3 separate regions of the Homo sapiens genome follow, and regions 1 and 3 are each linked to region 2. A link is a contact called in ENCODE Hi-C or POLR2A ChIA-PET data. All regions are on one chromosome and are shown on one strand. The core of a region is the stretch at or near the end of the contact, and the rest is flanking DNA. Distances in the headings are between cores, read along the strand shown.

Region 1 (2,700 bases), core at 201-2,700, 750 kb before region 2:
CACCCCCCAAGCAGCCTGTGCCCTCTGGCCGCACTGTGAGCTGGCTGTGGTGTCTGGGTGTGGCCTGGGGCTCCCTCTGCAGGGGCCTCTCTCGGCAGCCACAGCCAAGGGTGGAGGCTTCAGGTCTCCAGCTTCTCTGCTTCTCAGCTGCCATCTCCAGTGCCCCAGAATGGTACAGCGATAATAAAATGTATTTCAGAAAGCATCAGCGTTTTTTCTTTAATTAATTTTTTTGAGATGGAGTCTCACTCTGTCACCCAGGCTGGAGTGGTGATCTCCGCTCACTGCAAGCTCCGCCTCCTGGGTTCAAGCGATTCTCGGGCCTCAGCCTCCCGAGTAGCTGGACTACAGGTGCACCCCATTACCATGCCTGGCTAGTTTTTGTATTTTTAGTAGCGACGGTGTTTCACCATGTTGGCCAGGCTGGTCGTGAACGCCTAACCTCAGGTGATCCACCTGCCTCGGGCTCCTAAAGTGCTGGGATTACAGGCATGAGCCACCGCGCCCGACCTGCATCAACGTTTGCTCAGGGGGCAGGTGGTCAGGCTGATGGCCCAGCTGCAGGCAGGGTCATTTCCAGCCTGCCCCTCCCTGAGGCTGCGTGCCAGGGTTCATGTGTGCCCTCCGCGGCTCTGCACTGACCCCGCCGGTAGCTGGGGAGGAGTTTGGGCTTGGCGCCTCCTTCGTGTAGTGGCTGAAGCTTCCCGGGTGCTCCTCATTCCTGGGAAGGGAGTCGGGTGATGGGAACGGTGGGAGCTCAGCGCTCCGAGTCTGCGGCCGGGGGCCAGCGGGGCTGAAACGCGCCTCCTGAGTGTTGAAAGCGGCAGGCGCCGGCCTTTGCACCCAGAGGCCAGGGCGTCTCACTCACCTTCACATCCAGGCCTCTTAGGGGAGCGCGGCTTTGGCTTTTCCAGGAAGGAATGGACTCCAACGGACAGGGAAAGAAGAAGTGTGGAGAGACGGGCAGGATAAGCAGGCACTGGGCCCAAGCCGCCCTTGGAGGCTCTGCCTGTTCTGATCTGAAGGCGGAGGCTCAGCCGTGCTCTCCCAGGAAGCCACCTGGGCGTTTGGGGCTTTAGCTAGGAAAGAGGATGTCGCCTGCGGCTGCGAAGGCGCCAAAGCCCAGACCTCGCGCCTCCGCCCGCGACGGCGGCACTGGGGGCCCGGAGCGGGCGGGAGACGTGGATTACTGCGGGCTTCGGGGCCCTAGCCTCGACCGCGACGTTCGCTCGCATCGCGTACGGACAGAAACCCGTGAGCGCTGAAGAAAGAACACCTGAATCCGGAGCCCCAGCCCCCGTCGCTCGTTTGCGCGACCCCAAAACCTGGCGGGACGAGGGTCGCCCGATGTCTAGCTGCCGCCACAGACGACGCTTTTGCGTCTGCGCAGCGCGCCGCCTTGTGGGTAATCTCAGGGTGAGACGAGGCTAGCGCGAGGTACGGCTAGAGCGTCATTTCCGGCTCGAATGCCCGGCAGCCGTGGCGGCTAGAGCGTTCCTCCCCAGCTCGAATGCCCGGCGGCCGAGGCGGCTAGAGCGTCGCCTCCTCCCGGGGAACCGCGTGTGACCTTCCAGCCCGCGGACCGATGCTGCCGGCGGCCGCTCGCCCCCTGTGGGGGCCTTGCCTTGGGCTTCGGGCCGCTGCGTTCCGCCTTGCCAGGTACGCGGGATCCTGGGGCGGTCCGGGCCGGCAGGCGGGTTAGGGGGCAGCCGGGCACTGAGGGGTCGATCCGGGCGAGGAGGGCGGCGGGGCCGGCCTCCCTGCAGCGGCCAGGCCGGGCTTGGGGGTCCCATCGGGGGCGCGGGGAGGAGGCCTCCCGGTGCGCACGCCCCTTCCCTCCTGGGCCGTGGAAAGCGCCGGGGTCGGCCCCAGATGACCTTGGACGATTCCCTGCTCCTCCCTTGGCCTCAGCCTTTTCCGCAGCAAAGGCCCATCCGTGGGTGCGGCGTTTTGCGGCCAGGGGCCCCCATGTTTTGGGAGGCTTTGCGCAGGAAGATGCACCTAAGTAATAGTTTCGCCACCGCTGGGTTGATGTAGTTCATTCAAACCAGAAACTTGAGGTTTGAGTGGTATGGCTGCAAATAAACACGTGGCTTTCTAAGGCTCTTTGAAGAATTTAAAGTAACTTGCAAATCTTATCAATACGGACCCCTTGAGGTCTGAGAACCCTGGACTGGGACCAAGGAGCTAGGTAATTTCCGGCCCTAGTGATTACCAGCCTGAGCTTATGGCACCCACCAGTCCCCCAGTTGTCCTGCCCCTCTGGTTTCTGCAGCCCCTTCCATTCCAGGACTGACAAGTCTGTTTTAATTGGGGGTGGGGGCTAGGCGACAGGTGCCATGTGTCTGTGCCGTGCGACATATGAGGAGCAGCGGCCATCAGAGGTGTGAGGCCCTCGCTGGTGCACCCCTGGATAACGCCCCCAAGGAGTACCCCCCCAAGATACAGCAGCTGGTCCAGGACATCGCCAGCCTCACTCTCTTGGAAATCTCAGACCTCAACGAGCTCCTGAAGGTATCGTGAGAGGGTGGCACAGACCCAGGGGCTGGAAGTTTCAGGGCCCCTGTGTTTTGTTCCTGGTGTATTTTGGGAGTTTGGTAAATTGTCAAAAGTGTGTTTGTCCAGGTGCAAGGTCCATGCCAGGCTAGTTGCCCCTCCTCAGTAGGTTCCGGCTGGTGTGAGGGCCAGCTGTGGACACTG
Region 2 (2,850 bases), core at 299-2,798:
CCTCTTCAGATGGAGGCGGGAGCTGGTGCGGGTCTCCACCTGCAGGTACATCCCGAGAGGGCAGCACCACTCTCTACAGGAGGAGGGGTCTGGGAACAGACAGAGGCAGCTGAGCCCTTGGGCCTGCACACAGGCAGGCGCCCACGCCATCAGGCCCAGTCTGGAGGCCAAGAGCAGGTCCCCCAACTAAGTCACCTGCAGCCCCAGACACCATCAGCCAGTCTCACCTGGTCTCTGTGGTTGGGCACGTCACTGGATCCCCCAGAGACCCCGTTTCCTGTGTAAGGAAGGCCCTTTTCCGTTCACAGCGACACCGACTGCGCGGGGGCTGTTTCCCGCTCAGACTCACGAGCTACAGCTGCATCACCACCTGCCCCGTCCTGTCTGGAAACCTTATGTCCTGAGGCCGCTAGCCCCCAGCAGCCTTTAAGCTTCTAGCATCTGTGGGCACCCCCTCTCCCCTGTGCTGGCCTCCACCAAGAAAGGAACTGAAAGTCCCATCATGGCTTCCGGCCGTACTGGCTCTCGCACTGGCATGGACCAACGATCTCAGCTCTCTCTCTGCCCTCCTCCACCTGCTGAAAGTTCAGACTGCACAGTAGAGGGTCCCAAAGCGGCCAGAACCGACGAGTCACCAAAGGGGCTAATCTTCCACAGCGGAGTTCCGCACGGGCGCAGCAGCCCTGCCACTTCACCGTACGCTCCCAACACTGGCCCCAGGGACCCCGTTCTGGTAGTTTCTCAGGGCTTTCCCTGTGAAGTCAAATCAAATTTCTGACATTAAGTAGGGGGTTCAGGCTGGGCGCGGTGGCTCAGGCCTGTAATCTCAGCACTTTGGGAGGACGAGGCGTGCGGATTGTTTGAGTCACGGAGTTCAAGACCAGCCAGGGCAACGTGGCGAAACCCCGTCTCCACAGAAAATACATAAAACAGCCCGGTGTGGTGGTGTACGCCTGTGGTCCTAGTTATTCAGGAGGCTGAGCTGGGAGGATCACCTGAGGCCGGGAGGTGGAGGCTGCAGTGAGCAGAAATCGTGCCACTGGACTCCAGCCTGGGTGACAGAGTGAGACCGTGTCTCAAAAAAATAAAAAATAGTGGGTTCAAATCACACAAACCAATCCTAGATGCTGGTATATGACTGGGCTCCCTCCCGGGCCTCAGTTGCCTCATTGCTCCCGAAACACCCGGCATTCCACATCCAAATGCACACACACACGCACACTCGCGGACACAAGCACACGCGCGCTGGCAAAGCCGCCCGCGCCGCTAGTCGCACCGAGCGCTCGTTTCTTTGTCCGGATCGGGGGCGCTCCCGCCGCCGGGGCCAACCTGCAGCGGAACAGGCGCGAGGCCGCCCGCGACGGGCACGGCGGGACACGGAACAGCCGGCAGGCGGGCCCAGGACGCAGACCCCTCCCGGAGTGGGCCTAAGGGTGCCGGGACGCGCGGCACGGAGCGGGAAGGAAGTGCGGAGCCCACCCAGCCCAGCCGCCTACCGAGAGCACAGCGGTCCCCGCGCCGCAGCAGAGAGACGCGAACCGGCGGGGGCGGGGCCGCGCGCACTTCCGGGATTGGAGCGGAGCCGAGCCGACTTTCGGGGGCGGGGCCGCGCGCGCTTCCGGGATTGGGGGCGGGGCCGCGCGCGCTTACGGGATTGGGGCGGGGCCGCAAGCATTTCCTGGATGGGGCGGAGCCGAGCGGATTTCCGGGATCCGGGCGGAGCCGCAGGAGGAGGCGGGTGGTTCCTGCTAAAGAAGCCAGTTTTCTTGAAAAAAAGAAACGTGCGGGGAAACGTATCCGACAGCAAAGAACTTACCAAGGACTATGAACGTCTTGCTAACATAGAAGCGAAACTGAAGCGGTTCTCATTGCCAAAAAAGAAGATTTGAGCATGAATAAGAACAGGAATTCGAGTGAATTTAAAATCCTCAGATGCTCCAGTCTGTAATTCATAATAATGTATTTTTTAACTCTGTTCACCTTTGGAGGATGCTGGTAAGCTCACCCCAGTTTGTGGCCTGGTTAATAAAAGGAAAGCATCAAGCATTTGTCCTGCCTTTATGAAATTTACAGCAGAGTAACCAAATACTGCATGAGAAGAATTTCTCATTATAGAAGTTTTCCCGCTAATAAATGAAGAAGAAACAGTAGGATTAAAACATCACCCTATGAATTAACGGACCTAGGCAATGTCATCAATGACTGCTAATTAACATCGCAAAAAGGTCAGTTAGATATCAGAAGTACACAACACTATGAAGTAGTCTTGCCAGAAAAAATTTAACCTGAATGTGAACAAGCTTCTAGAGTGAATTACTGGAAATGTGGAAGACAAGACTGTACTAAAGGATTCTACAAGGATACAGTCAGCAATTCGAAACCTCAACCATCTGAATGGACCCTTCCGCTTGGCCAAGAGCATTCCCAAGTTATCCTGAAAAACTAGCTCAGGCAGTGATGGGAAGGGGGAGACAGACATACCTCACTCCCTCCTCCCTTTTGGAATTCAGGCACACAGCTGACCAGCATTCACATTAAAACAGATCTTGAGGTGGCCAGGTGCGGTGGCTCACGCCTGTAATCCCAGCACTTTGGGAGGCCAAGGTGGGCAGATCACGAGGTCAGGAGATTGAGACCATCCTGGCTAACACAGTGAAACCTCATCTCTACTAAAAACACAAAAAAATTAGCTGGGCGTGGTGGCGGGTGCTCATAGTCCCAGCTACTCGGGAGGCTGAGGCAGGAGAATGGCGTGAACCCGGGAGGCAGAGCTTGCAGTGAGCCGAGATCGTGCCACTGCTCTCCAGCCTGGGCAACAGAGTGAGACTCCATCTCAATAAAAAATAACAA
Region 3 (2,911 bases), core at 245-2,744, 590 kb before region 2:
AGAACCCGGCCTGAGGAACGGGATCCCTCCAAGCCTCTGGAACCCGGCCTCCCCACCGCTCAGACAGCTGCCCCTGCCCTTCCAAGTCGGCAGGCCAGTCCCTCTCTAAAGACAGTTCAAGGGCAGTGCCACAGCCACACCTGTATATTCCTTGGGGGAAGCCGTGTCTCCATTCCTGAAGAACTTGATGGTGGGATAGCCGCGCACGCCGTACTGCTGGGCCAGGTCAGACTCCTCCGTGGCGTCCACCTTGGCCAACCTGATCTCGGAACCTTCTGCCTTCAGCTTCCCAGCGGCTTTGGCATACTCAGGGGCCAGAGCCTTGCAGTGGCCACACCAAGGGGCATCTGGAAGCGGAAATGAGATGCTAGAAAGCAGCCTTGATCCCTAAAGCAGCCTTGATCCCTCAGCAGTGCTTCCCTTTTTCCTCTGGCATTTCCCTTCATAAAAACCTTATCTACTCACCAAGATAACCCCTCCTAACGCACAAGGCTGAGCTGATAGCCTGGTGTTCTTGGGCAATATCAGGACAGAGGCCGTGAACGACAAACTACCACCAACCAACACCAGCCCCCACTCTGCTATGTCACCATCAGCACAGCCAGACAAACCTTTCAATGGTTGCTGACTTCTTATTCCCCACAGGCAACTAAGGCAAGGATCTCCCCTAGACTTTCCCTTTAAGACTACAGACAAAAGTGAAGAAGTGACCGTGGCGGCCTGTACCAGCACTAGCTGTGAGTATGAGATGCACATCCGTGCACACAGACCCTGAGTTGCTTAGGGTGAGAATAAGACGATCTGTCAATAGAGTTAGCAGCTGTGTCAGGCACAAGGTTCCCACCCCAGGGACAGAGCTCAAATCCTTATGGACGTGAGGAAGGCTTGGGATTCTCCTCTGAGACACCATCGGAAGGACTGCTGTGGCAAGCTGAAGGTGGGGTGGGCAGGAGCGGGGCGCCTTCCGGGTCGGCCCCCGGGGAGGACTCGGCAAGGCTGGACACTGGCTTGCTCTGTTTGCTCACACAGGTCGATCCTGTTCTTCTCGCACTAACAGGAAGATCCTGCCGTGCGCAGGGCGGGCATCGGGACGGCCCCCCGGCTCCCAGCCCGGCTCTCACCCCCAGGGAGCCCCTGACATGGCCCCCAAGGCGGGCAGCAAGGGAGCCCTTCAGTTCCGGGCGCGCCGGGGGTCCCGACCCCGGGGGCTGCCGGGCCGTGCCTGCGTCCCAAGAGCCTGGCTCAGCGGCCCCGAGCCCCGCCCGCCCGCCAGGCCCGGCGCTCACAGAACTCCACCAGCAGGTACTTGTGGGCCGCCAGCGCCTCCGCGAAGTTGCTTTTCCGCAGCACCAGGACGTGGTCCTCCTCCTCGGGGGCGTCGGCGCGCACCAGGGCGGCCACGGCCAGGCACAGCAGAGCGCGGCGCAGCATGTCGGACACGGATCAGGCGGGGCGCTTCGGTTGGCGCCGCCGGGACAGCGGGGGCGACGAGAGCGCGCGCCGGTCCCGGCCTCGCCTTTATAAATCCTGGGTCCGGGGCGCGCCTGCCCCCCCGCCCGCGCGCGCTGGCCGCGGCGCGCACGCGCCGCTGGGGCCCGCCTTCGATTGGCCGGCGGACTTCGAGGCTCGTCTTTGCCGCTCTCGGATTGGACACTCACACCAGGCCTGGCCCCGGATTCGGAAACGCTCCTGAGTGCTCCCTGGCCTTCGTTCGGGATTGGCCGAGGACCTCGCGCTCGCTGTCTTTCTTAGCCTCTCATTGGCTCCCGACAAGAACTTTTTCTGCCTTGGCTTCTAATTGGTGGCTTTCGCCTGCACCTTCCACGGGTCTGGAATGGCTGCCCCTTTCGGTAGCACGGACTCTGCGCCTCCTGATTGGCCAAGGGATGCGCGCACTCTGCGCGTTCCTTCGTCGAACGTGGCAGTGGGGAGGAGTTCCCAGTTTAGGGGCGGAGCTGCGGCTGCGCTTCCGAAACCCCTCGTGTTGCATTCTGACTGGACCGCGTACCCAACTGGCACGCCCCCCGGCCCCCGGACCGGAAGTTGGGGTGACGCAATTTCCGGCGCGCGTGTCAAGCGTGCGGCGGCGGCCGTGGAAGGTGGGGTTGGCCGCCTAGGGTCGGCGGTGGGCTCGGTGTGGGATAGCCGGCCCGGTCCGACGCGCTCCGCGAGGTCACGCGAGACACTCACCGAGGCATGGCGGCAGGGCCTGGGCATGGGAATCGTGCGCACAGTGCGAGGAAGCCTCGGAGGGGATACGAGCACAGGGCGGGTGGTTAGGAGAATGGGGCTGGAGAGACGGGCGGGAGGGGCGGGACCTGGGCCCCGGGGACCTGCCGGCTCCCAGGCCCCAGGAAGACGCTGCTCATGCGTGGAGCGGCCGCAGGAAAGGTACTCCCCGCTAAGGCCTTCAGGGAGCGGCCCTTTGCCCTGTGCGATCTCTTCCTTCCTTTCCCACGGGTTGCCAAATCCTGTGACGCTGCCCCTTCTCTGGTGCTTCTCAGATGCTCTGGTCGGCTCAGGAGACCTCGCAGCTGTTACACAGCTGTGGAAATACCCTGGGCGCTGCTTCACTCCGAAGGCAGCAGCTGGGTTTGCCTCCCGACTCGACCCGCCACCGAGGCTCCTGAGCACTTGAAATATGGCCAGTCCACCTGAGACGGGCTGTGAGTGCGCAATGCACATCAAACTTCTAAGACTGAGTGTGCGGGGCCGAGTGCGGTGGCTCACGCCTGTAATCCCAGCACTTTGGAAGGCCGAGGCGGGCGGATCACGAGGTCAGGAGTTCGAGACCAGCCTGATCAACATGGTGAAACCCCCTCACCTCCCGTCTCTACTAAAAATACAAAAATTAACAGGGCCTGGTGGCGCGCGCCTGTAATCCCAGCTACTCGGGAGGCTGAGGCAAGAG

What was found. Hi-C counts contacts between places; a loop is a spot of excess contacts on that map. ChIA-PET counts read pairs that join two places held with the same protein, here RNA polymerase II (POLR2A). Pooled maps may share reads with other maps.
Region 1: a loop to region 2 is called in a pooled map, with 6 times the contacts of the local background. The contact joins the promoter of MRPL12 here to the promoter of CYBC1 in region 2. A Hi-C loop is called at or near these places in 1 of 37 single-sample maps with no recorded cell type and 6 of 50 pooled maps.
Region 3: a map with no recorded cell type shows a loop between it and region 2 (18-fold over the local background). The contact joins the promoter of P4HB here to the promoter of CYBC1 in region 2. A Hi-C loop is called at or near these places in 2 of 168 maps with a recorded cell type or tissue (CD4-positive, alpha-beta T cell and naive thymus-derived CD4-positive, alpha-beta T cell), 5 of 37 single-sample maps with no recorded cell type and 12 of 50 pooled maps. POLR2A ChIA-PET finds 5 or more read pairs at or near these places in 1 of 52 experiments (GM12878).

What each region holds. Positions count from the first base shown.
Region 1 is chr17:81,701,917-81,704,616 of GRCh38, forward strand. MRPL12 (mitochondrial ribosomal protein L12) reads left to right here and starts at 1,451. Exons shown (of 5, transcript NM_002949.4): 1 at 1,451-1,659; 2 at 2,328-2,514. The coding sequence starts at 1,586. HGS (hepatocyte growth factor-regulated tyrosine kinase substrate) reads left to right here. Exons shown (of 22, transcript NM_004712.5): 22 at 1-205. RefSeq lists enhancers at 331-934, 879-948, 935-1,538 and a silencer at 1,439-1,818.
Region 2 is chr17:82,449,204-82,452,053 of GRCh38, forward strand. CYBC1 (cytochrome b-245 chaperone 1) reads right to left here and starts at 1,549. Exons shown (of 7, transcript NM_001033046.4): 1 at 1,497-1,549; 2 at 1-89. The coding sequence starts at 51. RefSeq lists an enhancer at 360-619 and a silencer at 1,250-1,609.
Region 3 is chr17:81,859,041-81,861,951 of GRCh38, forward strand. It overlaps P4HB (prolyl 4-hydroxylase subunit beta), which reads right to left and starts at 1,495. Exons shown (of 11, transcript NM_000918.4): 1 at 1,287-1,495; 2 at 141-347. The coding sequence starts at 1,431. It overlaps LOC124904086 (a long non-coding RNA gene), which reads left to right and starts at 2,070. Exons shown (of 2, transcript XR_007065950.1): 1 at 2,070-2,099. RefSeq lists silencers at 1,086-1,185, 1,396-1,615.